Linked DNA regions of Homo sapiens: region 1 is linked to region 2. Evidence: read pairs that join two places in POLR2A ChIA-PET (ENCODE). Cell type or tissue: CD4-positive, alpha-beta T cell. All regions are shown on one strand. Links, peaks and the distances in the headings refer to the core of each region. The heading gives the core; the rest is flanking DNA. Region 1 overlaps MGAT4A (alpha-1,3-mannosyl-glycoprotein 4-beta-N-acetylglucosaminyltransferase A). Region 2 overlaps LOC107985922 (a long non-coding RNA gene).

Region 1 (8,845 bases), core at 2,938-5,437, 60 kb after region 2:
TTACACGTGTGAGCCACCACGCCTGGCCACTCACTGGGTTTTTAGGGATCAGGGCTTTGACCAAAGTCTAGCCTAGGGAAATCTTTGAGGACTAGGAAGTTCAGAGGAAAAGTTTGGTCTATGGAAATTAATGATTATGCTATAAAATATGTTATATTCATTATATTATTATATAAATTACCATCAGTTTTTGCCTCATCTCTCTATCTGGTTGATGTGAATATGGTCTTTATAGTTGTTTGTACCCTTTGACAGATGCTGTTTAGTATGATGCTTTAAAGTGTTTATTCTAAAACCTTTTATCATTTTATCCATCTTTAATTATATGAAGTGCTGGAGACTGCTCACATTTTTACCAATAATAAGAGCATAATAATAATAGGCATTAACAGCATTCTTACAAATAATAAGAGCATATAAACTTTGTTATATAACAAGTCAGAACCCTTTTTTTTTCAGTTCTGTATCAATGAATATTTTCTTCTGAAAAACTCAACTTTAAACTTTGTAATTTTACAGTTCCATTGAGATTATATTGTTTATTTGTTTTAAGACATATACTATAACTGTTTTGGTTTTGCTTCTAGAAAAACTGATTGCTTATCAACGAGAATTCCTTGCTTTGAAAGAACGTCTTCGAATAGCTGAACACAGAATCTCACAGCGCTCTTCTGAATTAAATACGATTGTGCAACAGTTCAAGCGTGTAGGAGCAGAAACAAATGGAAGTAAGGATGCGTTGAATAAGTTTTCAGGTACAAACAGTATTTTTTATATTATAAAAAGATTTTATATATATATATATATATTTTTTTTTTTTTTTTTCTTTGAGACAGAGTCTCACTCTGTAGCCCAGGCTGGAATGCAGTGGCGCAATCTTGGCTCACTGCCAGCTCCACCTCCAGGGTTCACACCATTCTTCTGCCTCAGCCTCCTGAATAGCTGGGACTACAGGCGCCCGCCACCACACCTGGCTAATTTTTTTGTATTATTAGTAGAGACGGGGTTTCACGATGTTAGCCAGGATGGTCTTGATCTCCTGACCTCGTGATCCACCCCCTCAGCCTCCCAAAGTGCTGAGATTACAGGCGTGAGCCACTGCACCCGGCTGAAAAAGATTAGATTTGCAAAGGGGCATGTGGAATTTTTTTTTGAAAGTCATGTAGAATAGTTTATAAGCCAGCCCTTTCAGAGAGAAAAACCACCACACAAAACTTTCTTTTCTAGTAAATTACAAAAAAAAAAAAAAAAAAAAAATTTATTACCTGCTAAATCTGATTTTAAGAGAGTCATATTAAGTTAAATTGGCTGGGTGTGTTGGCTCACACCTATAATCCCAGCACTTTGGGAGGCCGAGACGGGCAGATCATTTGTGGTCAGGAGTTCAAGACCAGGCTGGCCAACATGGTGAAACCTCATCCCTACTAAAAATACAAAAATTAGCCGGGCATGTTGGTGTGCGCCTGTAGTGCCAGCTACTTAGGAGGCTGAAGCAGGAGAATCGCTTGAACTCTTGAGGCGGAGGTTGTAGTGAGCTGTGATCCTGCCACTGCATTCCAGTTCTGCACTCCAGAGAGAGACTCCATCTCAAAAACAAAAAAAGTTAAATTGCAGTGGAATAAATTTCATTGGCACTGGTGAAGAATGTGCATCTTTTGAAAATGAGATTAAATTATTCAAAATGAGATTAAAATTTAATTTTTCGTGTATATGTGTTTCTGTGATGACTTATGTGTGGACTTCAGATGGACTCTGGAGAAATCTTTGAGCTATTTGAAGCAATTCGTGCTCTTAAACCTTATTTATAATACAGAACATACATAGTTTCCTAGTGGATACTTTAGGAGTATCTGGCCTGTTTCTTCTCTGAGAAATCCTGGTCAGAGTAAGATGAGGGCAAGTGATCTCTCTTTCTGTGCTCTTCTTTATCTGATAATTAAATTGACATATGTATCTAATTGATTGCCTCTAAATTTGCATAATTTTTCTAGATTAGCATACTTTTTCATTTAGCTTCACCTGTTTTAAAAACACATGAATTCCTCTCATCTCCAGATCCACTGCCTCACCTTATTTATAAAGTTGCGTGCTCCTTCTCCTCCTGCTGATAAACTTTGCATTATGTCACCCTGATGTTGAAACTCATGGACTAGTGTAGATAAAAAATAAATCACCGATAAACCTGATGCCAAGTGATTTCTACTAACATTTTTTGTTTCCTTCTAGTATTTTTTCCGTGAATGTTTTTCTTCAAAATTGTTATTGTGTATGATGGCCTGATTTTCACTCTTGAAATTATACTATGAGCATTTTAAAACTTTGTCATTAATCTTCAAAATATTATTTTTAGTGGCTGTGAATGTGCCAGCTATATATACCACAATATATTAAACATTTTTTTCTACAGTTATTCAAATGGGTTTTTCTGGGTTGTTTTTCCCCCCTAGTTTATAACTCTGATGAACATATTTGTATATAAAGCAATCATATTTCTGGTAACCTTTAAGTTATTTTCATTAGATTATGATCTTCTTAGAAATAGGATCTGTGTTTTGATGACTTCATTTTTGAACAAATGATACATTTGCTGGAATAAAATAGATAATCACTAAATATTTGTTGAATGCATAGAAGCTAAATTCTTAAAAGGGAAATTACTGAGTAATAGGACAGAAATGTTTTAAGGTTTTTGCTGCTGTTTTGAATAGTTGGAACATTTATCTTGTTATCACCAATATTTAATATATTTAATCTGCTAATTTCATAGGTAGAAATTGATATAATTTGTAATTGTTTCTTTACGCATGAGATTAAACTTTAATTTTACATATGACAGTCATTTGCATTTCTTTCGTGAATTTTTGGTTCTTCTCATATTTTTAATGAAGTTGAGGTAACAAATTCCTACTGCTAGCTTGCTTTTTTCTAAGGTTAAATTCAAATTTAATGAAATTTTAAAACAATATTATTTCTACTACCAAGTTTTTATTTCATATCATTAAATGATTCATTGGTTCCTCTAATAAAAACAGAAACATCCTATGTATAAAATGGAGTGAGAAAAAAAATGAAACTATTTGAAAGTTGTGATCTGTACTGGATATTCTCAACTTGTGCTGTTTATATTATTTTACTTGAAGTTTTCAGAAAAAAAATTCCTTCCATGTGAAATTTTGATAACATGTAATGCATAAAGAAAGTGAATGGTTGAGCATGATAGCTCATGCCTGTAATCCCAGCACTTTGGAAGGCCAAGACAGGAGGATTGCTTGAGCCAGGAGTTTGAGACCAGCCTGGGCAACATAGTGAGACTCCCGTCTGTACAAAAAAAATTTTTTTTTTAAATTAGCTGATGTGGTAGCATGTGCCTGCAGTCCCAGGTACTCAGGAGGCTGAGGTGGGGAGGATCTCTTGAGCCTGGGAGGTCAAGGCGACAGTGAACCGTGATTGTGCCAGTGGACACCAGCCTGGGCTACAGAGCAAGACCCTGTCACAAAAAAAAAAAAAGAAAATGGAAGTGATTGATGGTTAATGTACTTATTATTTATTACATTTTCATAAGCCAACAGTATATTTAGAGTCTGTTTGGCAAACTTGAGTTCTAATACATTATAGAGGTGAGCCCTTAGCATCCCACCTTCTTACGGTCCTCTAGCTGGCCATTTTGGTTTCCTTCAGCCAGTTTTATCAACATCATGACCTGTGAGACTTTGGCTTTGAAAGTGTCCTTTTCATCTTAAATGGAGATCTCATTCACCAGAGTGTGAAACTAGGAAAGAAAATTCTTTAGTTCTAGTTCTTATTAATTTTTACTGCTGGTTTTATAAAATCAGCAACTTCTGTAAGGTAATTCTTGTATATTAATTATACTTCTGTGTTTCAGATAATACCCTAAAGCTGTTAAAGGAGTTAACAAGCAAAAAATCTCTTCAAGTGCCAAGTATTTATTATCATTTGCCTCATTTATTGAAAAATGAAGGAAGTCTTCAACCTGCTGTACAGATTGGCAACGGAAGAACAGGAGGTATGTTTATTTTGTTTCTTACTGCAGTTGTACTACTGCTGTTAAATGTGTTTTGGACTATTATGTTGACCATCAGAAGTCTGGGAGGTCAAAAAATGAAAGTTCTTTCTTTATCTGTGCACATCAGATCATTCTAAACTCCATGTTGAAAGGAATTGGACATTTTCCTTCATAGACCAAAGTAATACAGCTGAAAGGGATCATGTGAAATCTAGTTCAGGCCCCATCCCAGGCAGACAAATGTTGACACCTTTGTCATTTTTCTGTTTAAGAAACTTGGGAAGTACAGAGATGACTTGCCTTGTATCTTATTTCAAAATTAACAGCTCTTTTGGTCATGTCATAAAGGTTTTTCTTATGTCTGCCCCACTTTTCCTACAGAGGTGTAAGTAGATAGTAACTTTTATGTAACTTTTTATGGAGTAGTAGAAATACTTTGATTTGCTTCTTTTTTCCTAATTTATTCAAAAGATAATATATAGCTTATTTTTCTCTTCTTGTCAGAGGCAACAGAACTTCTTCAGTTTTCCTTATAGAAACTATTTACCACTCTTTTTGTTTGTTTGTTTGAAGCAACGTAAGGACAGATTTATTGAAACCAAAGTACACTCCACAGAGTGGAAGTGGGCTTGAGCAAGCAGCCCAAGAGCCGTTTACCACTCATACATTTGATTCCGCTGTTTTGACTTTGTTAATCTTTTCTTTGTAGATTTTAAAATGCAGAGGGCAGAATATTATTTTGTTCTTCTGTAAGTTTTTAACAAGTGATGAAATGATAACTTCATAGATATCAAGATTCATTTTTGGGTTAGTGTTTTTGAAAAGCTGGGTCTACTTTTGATTCAATGGGATTCTTAAGTATTTTGCTGTCTTATTTGGGGGATCACATCTTCTCATTGATCTATAAATGTAAGCTTTTACATTCATCTTGTCTTAGTTCTGCTGTCTTTCTATTTCATTAATCAGTTGAAATAATATACTACCTTCCTTCTTAAGGAGGTGGAAACTCTTAAAATAGCATGTTGAGACAAACTCCATCTTTCCTTTCTCTAATGATTCAAAAAATATTTATTGAAGCCAGGCATTCTGCAGGTGCCAGGTATACAGAGACTAACAAGGTGTGTGTGGTACTTTGTTTTTTGTTTTTTTTAGAATGTTGATTGTTAATTATTTTTGAAGCTGATATCATCTCTCCCTTTAATAGTCACTTTTTGGGTAAGATGTCTTAAGTAGTTGTGGGTTTGTTTGTTTACACTATTTCTTCATTCATAAGAGTATCAAATGAAAAGAAATTAGAAGTGTTTTTAAAGTCATTTAAAATGTCCAAGGTCTCTAATAGGTTTTTATTTTGTAAATGTGACATTCTCTTTCTTTTGAAGCTATGTATTCCATCCCATTTGTTTACATGACTTTATCCATTATAAATATAATAAAATCTTGGTCAACCAGCTTTCCAATAGTTAACATTCTTATAAAGCTGCTACTATTTTTGAAAGGTAGAAAAAACAGCTTGGTAGAAAAAATAACCCATATTTACGTTAAACATTTTCCTCCCTAAATCATTAGGAAAAGCTCTTAATATTTTTAGTTACAGGACCTTTTGGATATTCTAGGAAAGCTGTCAATCTCTACTTTGGAAAATGCCCATAGAAAATATAATTTTATTTGTAATTTCTGGGGTTTTATGGAACCCCAGAACTTATCTAGGGCTTCATATTCAGAACTTCTGTTTCTTAGATAAAGAAAAACAGCTTCTTGCTAAAAATTCTGTTTTCCAGTGGTCAGGCTGATTAATTAGGGAACAGCACTTAGAATAGCTAAGCCATTGTAAGGCTGAAGAGGAAGGACAGTGCTGCCGGTGGCTGCTGACCCCAGGGGAGCGGCTGGGATTCTCAATGCCCAGAACAGAAAACTGTCGGCGCACCACCCAGCACCACATCTGTATCCTTCCACCACATTCTCCAAGGCAGGCTGCGGCAAACAAACCCAGCGACTACAAGCAGGTGCAAGGGCGACTTCAGCAACAAGGGGTTGCTGAATAATTTAGGAAAATTAGTACCACGAATGACTTAATACTAAAGAAAATTGAGTTTGCAGAACAAACTGAATATGATTTAAAAATAAAGCATCAACATATTTTTAGAAATGAGGGAGGAGAACTTGCCCATAACACAATAACTGACCATTATCAAAGGATCCGTTAGAAATTTTTGTGCTTATGATTTCAATGATTATATTTAAAAATCCTACATCGAGGGACTGATATGGAATTTTAGCTAGACATAGCTAAAGATCAAATTAGTGATCAGAAAGACCGAGCTGTGTATTTCTTCCAGAATGCAGCATAAACGCATAAAGAATGGAAGTAGACAAAAGTTTTAATGTTCATCTGGTAGTCATTTCAGAAGGAGTGAACAAAGAGAGTGAAAAGAGGGAATTACCAGCTTATAGAAGTAAATTTCTTTGAGTTGAAGAAACCTTCAGGTTTTCAGGTTAAAGGGCCCATTCAGGGTAGAGCAAGAGGGCTGAGCAAAGACTCTCATTGGGTTATCTACCAAAACGGCACAACTGCTTCGTAGAGGATAACAGATAATTCTTGAAGTATTTGCTGCAATGAAAGTCCATGAGCAATTGCTATGGGCCAGGCACCTTGCCAGATACTTTGGTACACAAAATTAGATGTGGTTCCGAGTCTTGTGGAGCTTCAGCCCAGTAAAGAAAACACGTATTAGTCACATAGTCAATTATACAAACAACTGTATAATTATAACTTTAATTACCGATGTAAAGGATGCTTTGAGAATGTGTAAGAGGGACTTTTGGCCTAATTAGGGAGTTTAAGGAACTCTGAGAAATTACGTTTGGCCTGAGGCTGGTAGAATCTATCATTTACTGGTGAAGATGGGTGTGTTGGTGTTCTATTGCTGTTGTAACAAATTGCCACAAACTCACTGTGTTTAAACCACAACACAGATTTCTCATCTTACAGTTTGGGAAGGCAGAAGTCCTAACACCAGGTTGTCAAGAGGGGTGTGTTCCTTCTGGAATCTCTAGGGGAGGATCCTTTTTTTTTTTTTTTTTTTTTTTTTTTGCCTTTTCCACATTACTTTGTGGCCTCTTCCTTCATCGTCAAAGTACAGTATCTTCAAATCTCTCTGACCATGACCCTCTTGATTCTGTTGTTCCATCTCTTTCTTTCACTCTGACCCTCCCTCCTTCCTTTCATAAAGACGCTTGTGATTATATTGGGCCCACTAGCTAATCCAGAATAATCACCCCATCTCAAGAACTTTAATCACATCTGCAAAGTCCCTTTTGCCATGTAAGGTAACATATTCAGAGGCTCCAGGAATTACGGCATGGACATCTTTGGGCGACTATTATTCTCTCCATCACAATGGGGAAAAAAAGAATATTCCAGAAGACGGAAAGAGCACCACAAAAGTCCTGTGGTGGAAGGGAGTGTGGAATGTTCTAGAAAATGAAAGAAGGTCACTGTAGTTTACGTGTAGAGTGAGGAAGTGTGTGGAACAAGATGAGGCTAGAGATGTAAGTTGAGGCCAGACCATGTAGGGCCTCCTAGACCATTTATGGGATTTTGGTTTCTATCCTAAGAGCGGTAGGAAGCCATTGAAGGGTTTTCAACAGGACTTATTAAGAATGACTTGATAAGATTTAAATTTTACAGAGATCACATTTGCTGCAATGGGAAGAATGGTTGAGGATGTGGGAAGAGGAATAGATAATGAAAAACCAGATAGGCCGTTTCAGTGATCCACTGGAGAGAGGGTCAACTTGGAACTTGGACGAGGTAGCAGTGGTAGTTGTAGAGATGGGAAGAAGAAGATGGACCTAGAGTTGTTTGGAACATATGAGAATGTATCAGGGAGGACATAGTCATGTTCTGGATTTGTGGACTGAGGTAGAGGAGTGGTCAGGAATGAACCCAGGGTTTCTGGATTGAGTGACTGGATGCATGGTGGGCCATTCAGTGAGATAGGGGACAATAGACACTGTTTTGCATCATTGGTTTGCAAGAGAGGTTTATAGATTAAATTTGAATATGATAATTTGGAGGTGATTTTGAGATATCACAGTGGAGATGTTGGAGTAGGCAGTTGGATATTTAGATCTGGGACTCAAAGGAGAGATCTGAGTTAGATTTAATTTTATGAGTCATTGTTTGAGAATAAGTGGTTGAAGACGCAGAAATGGATGAGATCTCCTAGGGCCTAGGACTGAGACTTGAAGGTTTTCCAGCAGTTAATTTCCAGGGAAAGAGGAAGATGAACACAAGGAAGACAGAGACAGAGAAAGGGCAACTAGGCAGTGGAAGAAAAAAAACTGTCATGAGATATAAGGAAAGCAATGAGGAATAAATGACTAAAGTGAAACCATAAGGAAACATGATAGGCTAAAAATATTTGGCTAGCAATGAACATTTTTAAAGGGACATAATTTAGTTATAACTAAAGGTAGATTGAGTTACTGAAGATTGAGAATGCCAAGATTTTTCCTAATTCTTTTTTTACTTTAAAGGAAATACGAACTAGAATTTGAAAACTTCCCGGGAAAGTGGAAGAAAATGAAATAATCACAATTGATAGCTCTGTCAAATTATAAATACCATGAGGTAGGGGCCTTACCTATCTCATGACTGTATTTCAGACTGTCTAGTACATAATAGAGGTACTACATATGCACAATTACTGCTTGAATTGGAAATACAAGGTGGCTAATCAGTGGAACTCTTGCACTCAGAATTAAAACAAAATTAGTGATCCCAGTACCTAGCCCAACCCGTTGGCTCTGTTTCTGTTT
Region 2 (8,845 bases), core at 6,166-8,665:
TGAAGCTTTCATTTGAAATGAGAAATTATTTCAGGTTGCTGGACAGAAGATACTTTCATAATTATGAAAACATTTGAGAGATACTCGAGTGGAATGTCCTTTTATACGAGGGCGATGAAACAGTAACACATGAAGACCACTAGATGATGGGGGGAGCTAATGTTGTTTTTTTACTGTTATCAGATTTTTCTAATAAAAACCCAATTCTCATTTAAGGACAGTTCTTTTGGGTACTTTCCCAATACAATTCCAATTTATTTTCCCATTAGCTGGGGGGCAGCTTTTATATATTTTTTCATTACAAGCCCATGATGGCAAATTCACATCTTGCTGGAAGCTTCAGAGTCCAACTCTTTAATACTTCTGAATATCACCTTCTCTGTTATTGCTGAATGGCAACATAAATGTGGCTAGTGAGATAGGATTCAGGTTAGAAAATTAGAAAAATGATTAAAAAATAGTATCACACAGGTGGTACCAGCGAATACTGAAATTAAAGAGGATTTATCTGTGTGATTTTGGTCATTTGGTAGTATTTTGGCTTTTGGTAAAATAAATGGAACAGAAAAATTAGAATCGTGATTATTAGAAGCAAATCACTTTTGTCCTCTACATGATGGTTTTAGAATCTGTATGGAAAAGTCAGTCACACATTTATCCTTACTGGATCTGTGGCTGCCTTAATGAGATCTGGAAATTTGTTTCTTCTGCACCTTCCATCCATGCCCAGTTCTCTTAAATGAAAACAAGTATAATTACCTACTACTTTCTTCAACTCAGAGTGACAGGAGAAGGAATAAAGGAGCCCATAACATAAACCATGGATAATCTGAAAAGCATGTGTATGTCTTTTATTCCAGAATGTTTGATTGTTTGCATTTGAATTCACATATGTGATATTGTTAAGTCCTCACAGTCCTTCACAAAAATTGAGTCCTGTTTTGAGGACTTGACACTCCTCCTCAACTCCCTGGCCCCTCTGCTCTGTCCTATCCACAGTGTTTTATGATGGTAAGTCCAGACGAGCAGGAATCCAAGCAGGAAGGTCCTGCAGCCTCATGGCTGAATTCCAGTCCATCCGTCCTTCCCACCAGTAATGGACTCTCCCACTGTCCCACAGAAACTGCCTCCCTGGTGCCTCAGCCCCTCAGTTGGCTTCTCCGTCTCTGCCACTTCTGCTCTTTCACTGACTCACGCATTCTCCCTCTACTTTCCTCTCTGCCTTTTGGCTTCCTCTTGGTTTACTCTCAGCTTCTGCCTGCTCCATCCTCTGCGTTTCTGTTTCTACCTTGGCACTGAATGAGACTGCATGCCTCTGTGTAAAAGGCCTTCCAAGAAGACATTTGAACAGTTCTTTTGGTCTCAGTCCCTGAAATCATCCCTGTGGGGCAGGGCCCAAGTGCTAGGGCCCTGTGTTCCAGCTAGCCCTCTTTGTGCTAGCATCACATTTGTGTGAATCAAACTTCTGATTGCCTGTTTGTGCATAATTCAGTTAATATTAGGAAAATGATGCTCAATAAATGTGCTTGTCTTGTGTGCAAAAGCTTCAGCTAATATGGAGTCATGAAGAAAACCAACAGGACAAAGGTTCTCAGTGATACAGCAACTGTTCAACTGGTGGAGGAAGTCAACGCTGAGGAAAGCCTACGGGCTGGCTGGAAGATGGCCCAAGGCTATGAGCCATCCTAGGGGCCCAGAGGAGAAGGAATGGGAGTGCTACTGGCTCAAGACTTGAGTTCCTCTAGAGTGAGGGCTCTCGGTCGTAACTCAACTGTGTGTTCAGGTTTCCTGCACCTCTCTTAACCTTGTTCTCTTGCTCCCTCACCTGGGAAGGACCTGCTGACATCCCCCTCATCTCCAGGATAAGATACGAATGTTGCTCTTCCAACCCATTCCATACAGAACCAGAGGCAACTCATTTTCATAACATGTACCTTGAATAAGCATTTGTTAAGTACACAAAACAAATTGCTGGCAAAAAGTTTTTAAGGAATTTTTTAGGCCGGGCACAGTAGCTCATGCCTGCAATTTCAGCACTTTGGGAGGCTGAGGCGGATGGGTTGCTTGCACTCAGGAATTTGAGACCAGCTTGGGCAACATGGTGAAACCTTGTCACTACTAAAATGTAAAATAAAAATTAGCCAGGTATGGTGGCAAACATCTGTAGTCTCAGCTCCTTGGCGGGGCAGGAAGATCGCTTGAGCCCGAGAAGTTGAGGTTGCACTGAGCCCCGATTGTGCCACTACACTCCAGCCTGGGTGACTGAGCAAGACCCTGTCTCAAAAAAAGAAAAAGAAAAAGAAAAAGAATTTGTTAAAATTATGTTTACAGTGTTACAGTGCACTTTGCGGAAATTATCTTGGAATATGTTATTGATGCTTCCATGAATGAATATTTTATTTTTGGAAGGCATTGTTGATTTCTTATGCTGTCTCTCTCTTCCCAGACAGATGCTTCCCTTATGTAGATGCCGACTTGAACAAGTCTATTGAATGGAGGCTTCAGAATTCCAGAAGATTCTTTTCTGTAAAGAGACACCTTAGTTTTTACTACAGTTCATTTCTGAAGCAATATGGCATTTTCAATTGCCTCTGAGACACTAATATTAGTACATTTGGTCATGTACTGAAGACAGCTCTCTTTCCCTGCTCTCCTTTATCCTGTCTTAAGCCTTGTGAATTTAATCCTATACCAATGTACAGTTTCAGATAGGAAGCAAAACCAAGGCAATGAGCAAATATTTACTAAGGGTCTGTAGTAGAGGTATGTAGACTGGACATATTGTTGCAGCTCAGTAATTTTTTTTTTGAGGTGGAGTCTCTCTCTGTCACCCAGGTTGGAGTAAAAGGGCACAATCTTAGCTCACTGCAACCTCTGCCTCTTGGGTTCAAGTGATTCTCCTGCCTAAGCCTCCTGAGCAGCTGGGATTACAGGCACCTGCCATCATGCCCAGCTAATTTTTATATTTTTGTAGAGACAGGGTTTCACCATGTTGGCCAGGTTGGTCTTGAACTCCTGACCTCAGGTGATTCACCTGCCTCGGCCTCCCAAACTGCTGGGATTACAGGTGTAAGCCACCATGCCTGGCCCATCAATAAGTATTTTTTTTGATGATCACAAGATCCATTTTTTTTTCACTCAGGTGAAAATATTACACAGCAACTCCCTAGTTGGTGTCAGTGACATCAGACTTCCTCTGCTCAATTTGTCCTTTTTTCAGACTCATCTTGAAATATTTTTGTTATAATGTTGCTTCTCTCTTCGGAAATTTTCAGTGCTTTCTTCTTACCCAAGCCTGAGGTGCGAACCCTCCTGCACAGCTTCCATGGCATGACACATTTCCCATGATGCCTCTGTTCACACCGTCCATCTTGGCCAGCCTATCCTGCCCAGGTGCCAGGAACACTGAGTGTGTACCACCCTCTTTGTGACCTTGCAGGTGTGCTCCTTCTCTTATCATGTGTATTTCCTTTTTCTCTGCACAGGTCCAAATCCGACATCTGTTCTTCAAGGTTCAGATCAAGTCTGTTCTCTCCCACAAAGTCCTCCTCCATTCTGTCAATGAACAGGTGCCTGGGACATATTGATGACTAAGACAGTCTCTGCCCTCAAGAGCTGGGTGAATGAGGCAAATACATTAGCAGATGATAGTGGTGCTGCCAAGCCTTTTTCACTTAATAAAACACAGAGAAAATGAAAATATTTATCATGGCACCTTGGGCTGCTTGTAGCTGGCTCCAGGTCCCACCCAGCACCCAGACACTCCAAAGGCTGAGAAACTCTCAGGCTTGCCTTCCTCTAACCTACGTGTGGCAAACCAGCTTGGAAACTCAGAGTGAGGCTACATGCTCTGATAGGAGTAGGGACAGATTGCAGCCGGTGTCTTTCCCAGGCATGTGGGTAAGGGGAGGCTTCCTAGGCAGGTGGCTTCCAGCTGAGTCTTGAAGGATGCTAGTTAGCCAAGGAGGCAGTGGGATGGACATGGGAGTGAGTCTGCCAGAGGCAGCTGTGTGTGTCACAGCATAGAAGGGGGAATGGCTCAGCTTGAGGGCCAGAGGTTAGAGGCGAGCAGGCATGAGAAGAGGCGGGTCTTGGGTTTTCCTCCAACCAGACTGTAAACTCCTTGAAGGCCAAGACCACATTTTACACTTCTGTCTTTCAGACAGCTGATCACGTGATGAGAGCTCAACACAGAGGCACTGATAGAGTAGTCTCTCTTTACCAGTGATACTGTCCTGATGGCTGCCATGAGACACGTGAATGGTCTCTTTTAAGAACAATGTAAATAAGAGAGGTGTTTTCTAGAATCCGTATAAATCCCACTTGACCTGAAAGATCTGAGAGGCTTATAGTTCTCCATTCCCTCATGTTTCCAGGACCAGCTTCTGGTTTGGCTTGAAATGATGCCTAATATGCTTTTTGTTTTTTTGAGATGGAGTTTCGCTCTTGTTGCCAGGCTGGGGTGCAATGGTGCAATCTTGGCTCACTGCAACCTCCGCCTCCTGGGTTCAAACGATTCTCTTGACTCAGCCTCCTGAGTAGCTGGGATTACACGCGCGTGCCACCATGCCCAGTTAATTATGTACTTTTAGTAGAGGTGGGGTTTCACCATGTTGGCCAGGCTGTTCTTGAACTCCTGACCTCAACTGACCTGCCTGCCTTGGTCTCCCAAAGTGCTGGGATTACACGCATGGGCCACCATGCCTGGCCCCCTCCACCTTTTTTTCTTGACTGGACTCTGGCTTTCACAAACACCTACTTGTAGGGATATGGTCAGTTGCCCTAAAAGAGGATAAAGAAACATCCGAGGCCATGACAAGGTAGCATAGACTCTGTTTTCCAGATACCCATAACTCCAACAATTGGCAGTCAGGGTACTGGATGTTTGATGTGAACAAAGATTTTTATTCTCTTTGAAAGGTACTGATAGAGTAGCACAGTTGAATTGCTTGAATTGGTTTTATGCATGGGCAGATTTCAGATACAGGGCTGTTCATCCAGTAACTTTTACAAGTACCAAATTTATAAAAGAAGAAAAAGAAAAGAAAAAAATCTCCAAAGCTCTGTAATTGTCTGGCACACAATTCTCTTCCACTGTGTCTTCTGAGTATACATTGAATATAATGAAAATAAGTGAGTCAGCTTGAACGATGCGGCTACATCCCTTACAAGGGAGGGGTGATCCCTTCAAGCTTTCTAAACCATCTTGACAGAGACTTTTGCTGCCACTCAGCATTGTTGTTTGTTCTAACAATGCATGCAGGGTAGCCTGTCCCCCACTAAGACAGGTTGGATTCTCTAGAGTTTTCTGTAAAAATTTTAGGAATGCCTTGTGTACATTATGTAAATACCAACAGCCACAACACTTAAGCATGGTAAACACTTACAATTTCATAATTGTGTAGCCACACAACCTGACATTTGTATGAGTCACTTGATAGATAACATCTTCCCCAGTGGTATGAAAGTGAAATAGAAAAGGCATCTTTCAAGGGTTCTCTCTTTGGGCAAAGGTGTGGGGGGAAGAATAAAAATTTAAAAATAAGAATAATTTTGCTGGGCACAGTGGCTCACACCTGTAATCTCAGCACTTTGGGAGGCCAAGGTGGGCATATCACCTGAACTCAGGAGTTCAAGACCAGCCTGGGCAACATGACAAAACCCTGTCTTTACAAAAAATACAAAAGTTAGCCAAGCATGGTGGTGTGTGCCTGTAGTCCCAGCTACTTGGGAGGCTGAGGCAAGAGAATCACTGAGCCTGGGACATGGAGCTTGCAGTGAGCTGAAATCACACCACTGCACTCCAGCCTGGGTGATGGGTGTGAAACCCTGTCTCAAAAAATAAAAATAAAAAAATAATAATTCAGTTCTGTTAGAAATCTAAGGTCTTTCATCTGGATGAAACTTAACATCCACCTAGAGTTGAATATACACAGTGGTTGGTTCTGTTTGAATTTTCTCTCCTTAATTTCTTGGGCCTCCCGTGCCCTGTCTGATTATACAACAGAAATAGTTTGTATGCTGTGTCTGAAACACTCTGCATCTAACAAAGAGTTAATAGACTCTACACTGTTCACCTTGGTCCCAGTTTATCTAGTTTCTGGATGAAAGTGATTGAGTGCACTGTTGATCAATTACAATGGAGAGGTCTCCTACCGTTTGTGCATATACATTTAAAAAAGCCAGGGAGGTCCGAGCGCGGTGGCTCACACCCATAATCCCAGCACTTTGGGAGGCCGAGGTGGGCAGATCACCTGAGGTCGGGAGTTTGAAACCAGCCTGACCAACATGGAGAAACCCCATCTCTACTAAAAATACAAAATTAGCTGGACATGGTGGCACATGCCTGCAATCCCAACTATTTGGGAGGCTGAGGCAGGAGAATCACTTGAACCCGGGAGGCAGAGGTTGCGGTGAGCCAAGACTGCGCCATTGCACTCCAGCCTGGGCAACAGGAGCAAAACTCCATCTCAAAATAAAATAAAATAAGATAAAATAAAATAAAATAAAATAAAATAAAATAAAATAAAATAAAAATAAAATAAAAAGCCAGGGAGAACCTCCTGATGTGATTCCTCTAGCAGGCTTTACACTGGGTCGGGGAAAGAATCTCACTAGAGCTAGTAGCCAAGAAGCCAGAAAACACAATCTTTATAAATATTCATAAATAATGCAAGCTTGATTGTTAATGCATGGAGGGGGCTGGGGTAGAAAAGAAAACTAGAGATTATGTGCTTGAATTCTTAGAAGCTGACTGCTATAGGCATGGCCCCACCAACAGCCATTTACCATCAAAGAGATAAAAGGAAAAGATTCACTCCCTGTGTGTACTCTGCTTTTAGCTCAGATATCACTTCCAGGAAGGCTTCCTTGCCCCCAGATGGCTTAATCCTATCGGCTGTCCCAGAACTGTGCGTTTGTAGCATTGTACTATGGTTTAATTACTTACCCATTTCTTCTACTGTGAGCACTTTGTGGTTAGATAACAGCTGCCTCTGTAATCATAGGCACTCAGAAAAAGTTTGTGGAACAGCAAAAATGTGTGTGGAAAGGAAAACAGCCTCAACATAGAAGCTTTGTTGGGGACAGACTACAAAATAAATGGTAAAGTTCTGGCAGAACCTCTTGGGTACAATTCCACTGAGAAATAAAGGCAGAAACAGAAACTGTAGAAGTAGAGAATAAATAAAAAGGAAGTGATAGAGGAGGAGAATCATCATCAACAATATTAAAAAGAGAAAAAGATATGGAATGGGATTCAGTGGGGTTTGGATGGATTGTCTTTGATTATTAACAGATACTATGGACTTAGTTGGAAAATCCAGGATCATAAACTCTGCTAAGTTAACATGAATCATCAACCAATTATACCCTATACCTTGGAATAATATATTCTATGGCATTCCAGTTTCTTGGGACAACTCACTGAAATCCAGACTTTCCTGAGCTACAATGTATATGGTTTGAGATAAGTGTAACCCTATTTTCCAAAACCTGCCCTTCTGCTGCCAGTTGAAGCAGCAACGAAGTATCAAAAAAGCCTCCAAGTGAAAGCAGTTGTGTTTTTCCTGTACACTTTTTGTCTTCTGCTGTGCTTCCTCCACTACCCAGAGTGCAGGGGAAATTCCGCTTTTTATCTGAATAAGCCGGTGGAGTCTATAACTGAAGTTTGTCCTTCCCCCTATTCCTTTCTCCTCTGACATATGCCTCTGCTTATAGAATGTCTGTAAATGCTTTCATTTCCTTCCTTCACTAAGAGAAAAAACTGGAGAAGGTGAAGAGAAACATCTTTTTTTTTTTTTTGATGGAGTTTCACTCTTGTTGCCCAGGCTGGAGTGCAATGGCGCGATCTTGGCTCACTGTGACCTCTGCCTCCTGAGTTCAAGCGATTCTCCTGCCTCAGCCTCCCAAGTAGCTGGGATTATAGGCACGCACAACCATGCCCAGCTAATTTTTGTATTTTTAATAGAGACAGGGTTTCACACTGTTGGTCAGACTGGTCTTGAACTCCTGAACCTCAGGTGATCTGCCCGCCTCAGCCTCCCAAAGTGCTGGGATTACAGGAGTGAGCCACCACACCTGGCTTTTTTTTTTCTTTCTTTTGAGAGAGAGAGAGAGAGAGAGAGAGAGAGAGAGAGAGAGAGAGAGACAGGGTCTCACTCTGTCACCCAGGCTGTAGTGCAGTGGCATGATCATATTTCATTGCAGCCTGGAACTCCTGGGCTCAAATGATCCTCATGCCTCAGCCTTCCCAGTAGCTGGGACTACTGATGCATGCACACCAGGCTAATTTTTAATTTTTATTTTTTTAAAGACATGGGTCTCTCTCTGTTTCCCCGGCCGGTCTCGAACTCCTGGGCTCAAGCAATCCTCCTACCTCTGCCTCCCAAAGTGCTGGGATTATGGGCATGAGCCACTGTGCCCAGCTGGGAAATATATGTAAAAATATTCATCCACTCAACAAAATTTTGTAACTTGCTGAAGATGTGAGCAGAGAGATAGTCTGGAGGGGTGATGTAGGGGCTCTGGAATCAAACAGACCTGGATTTGAACTCTGATTCAAACATTTACTAATTGCCTAAATTACTGTTTGTATCTGTCAAATGTCTTAATTTCTCAGGGCCTCAGTTTCTTCGTGAATAAAATAGGGATAATAGCTCCTGTTCCATTTGGTCTTTTGGGTAATTCATGAAAATGGCTTGGGGGCATTCTCCATGATGTTATCAAATGGCAGGACTTTCTTCCTCTGCAAGAAGTAGTTTGCTTGTCTGTCATTAAGAGCACTGTAATAGCAAAGCCTAGAATCATCTATTCCTAGGAGATATTTTAGGCAGGATATATCCAA

Evidence for each region. Peaks named below come from ENCODE experiments on the same cell type or tissue, not always from the same donor. Only the 100,000 strongest peaks of a DNase experiment are listed, where the experiment ranks them.
Region 1: POLR2A ChIA-PET joins it to region 2 with 5 read pairs; 12 of 35 experiments call an interaction of 5 or more read pairs at or near these places.

The regions. Positions count from the first base shown.
Region 1 is chr2:98,670,214-98,679,058 of GRCh38, reverse strand. MGAT4A (alpha-1,3-mannosyl-glycoprotein 4-beta-N-acetylglucosaminyltransferase A) reads left to right here. Exons shown (of 16, transcript NM_012214.3): 3 at 588-755; 4 at 3,884-4,024. Among named protein-coding and RNA genes, the nearest start is that of MGAT4A, 56 kb to the left of the region's middle. In CD4-positive, alpha-beta T cell, for the core only: no CTCF peak of the experiment used is centred there; no DNase peak of the experiment used is centred there.
Region 2 is chr2:98,733,139-98,741,983 of GRCh38, reverse strand. The region is part of intron 1 of LOC107985922 (a long non-coding RNA gene); the gene reads right to left. Among named protein-coding and RNA genes, the nearest start is that of MGAT4A, 6.4 kb to the right of the region's middle. In CD4-positive, alpha-beta T cell, for the core only: no CTCF peak of the experiment used is centred there; a DNase peak (open chromatin) is centred at 7,613; H3K4me3 peaks cover 711 bases; H3K27ac peaks cover 1,737 bases.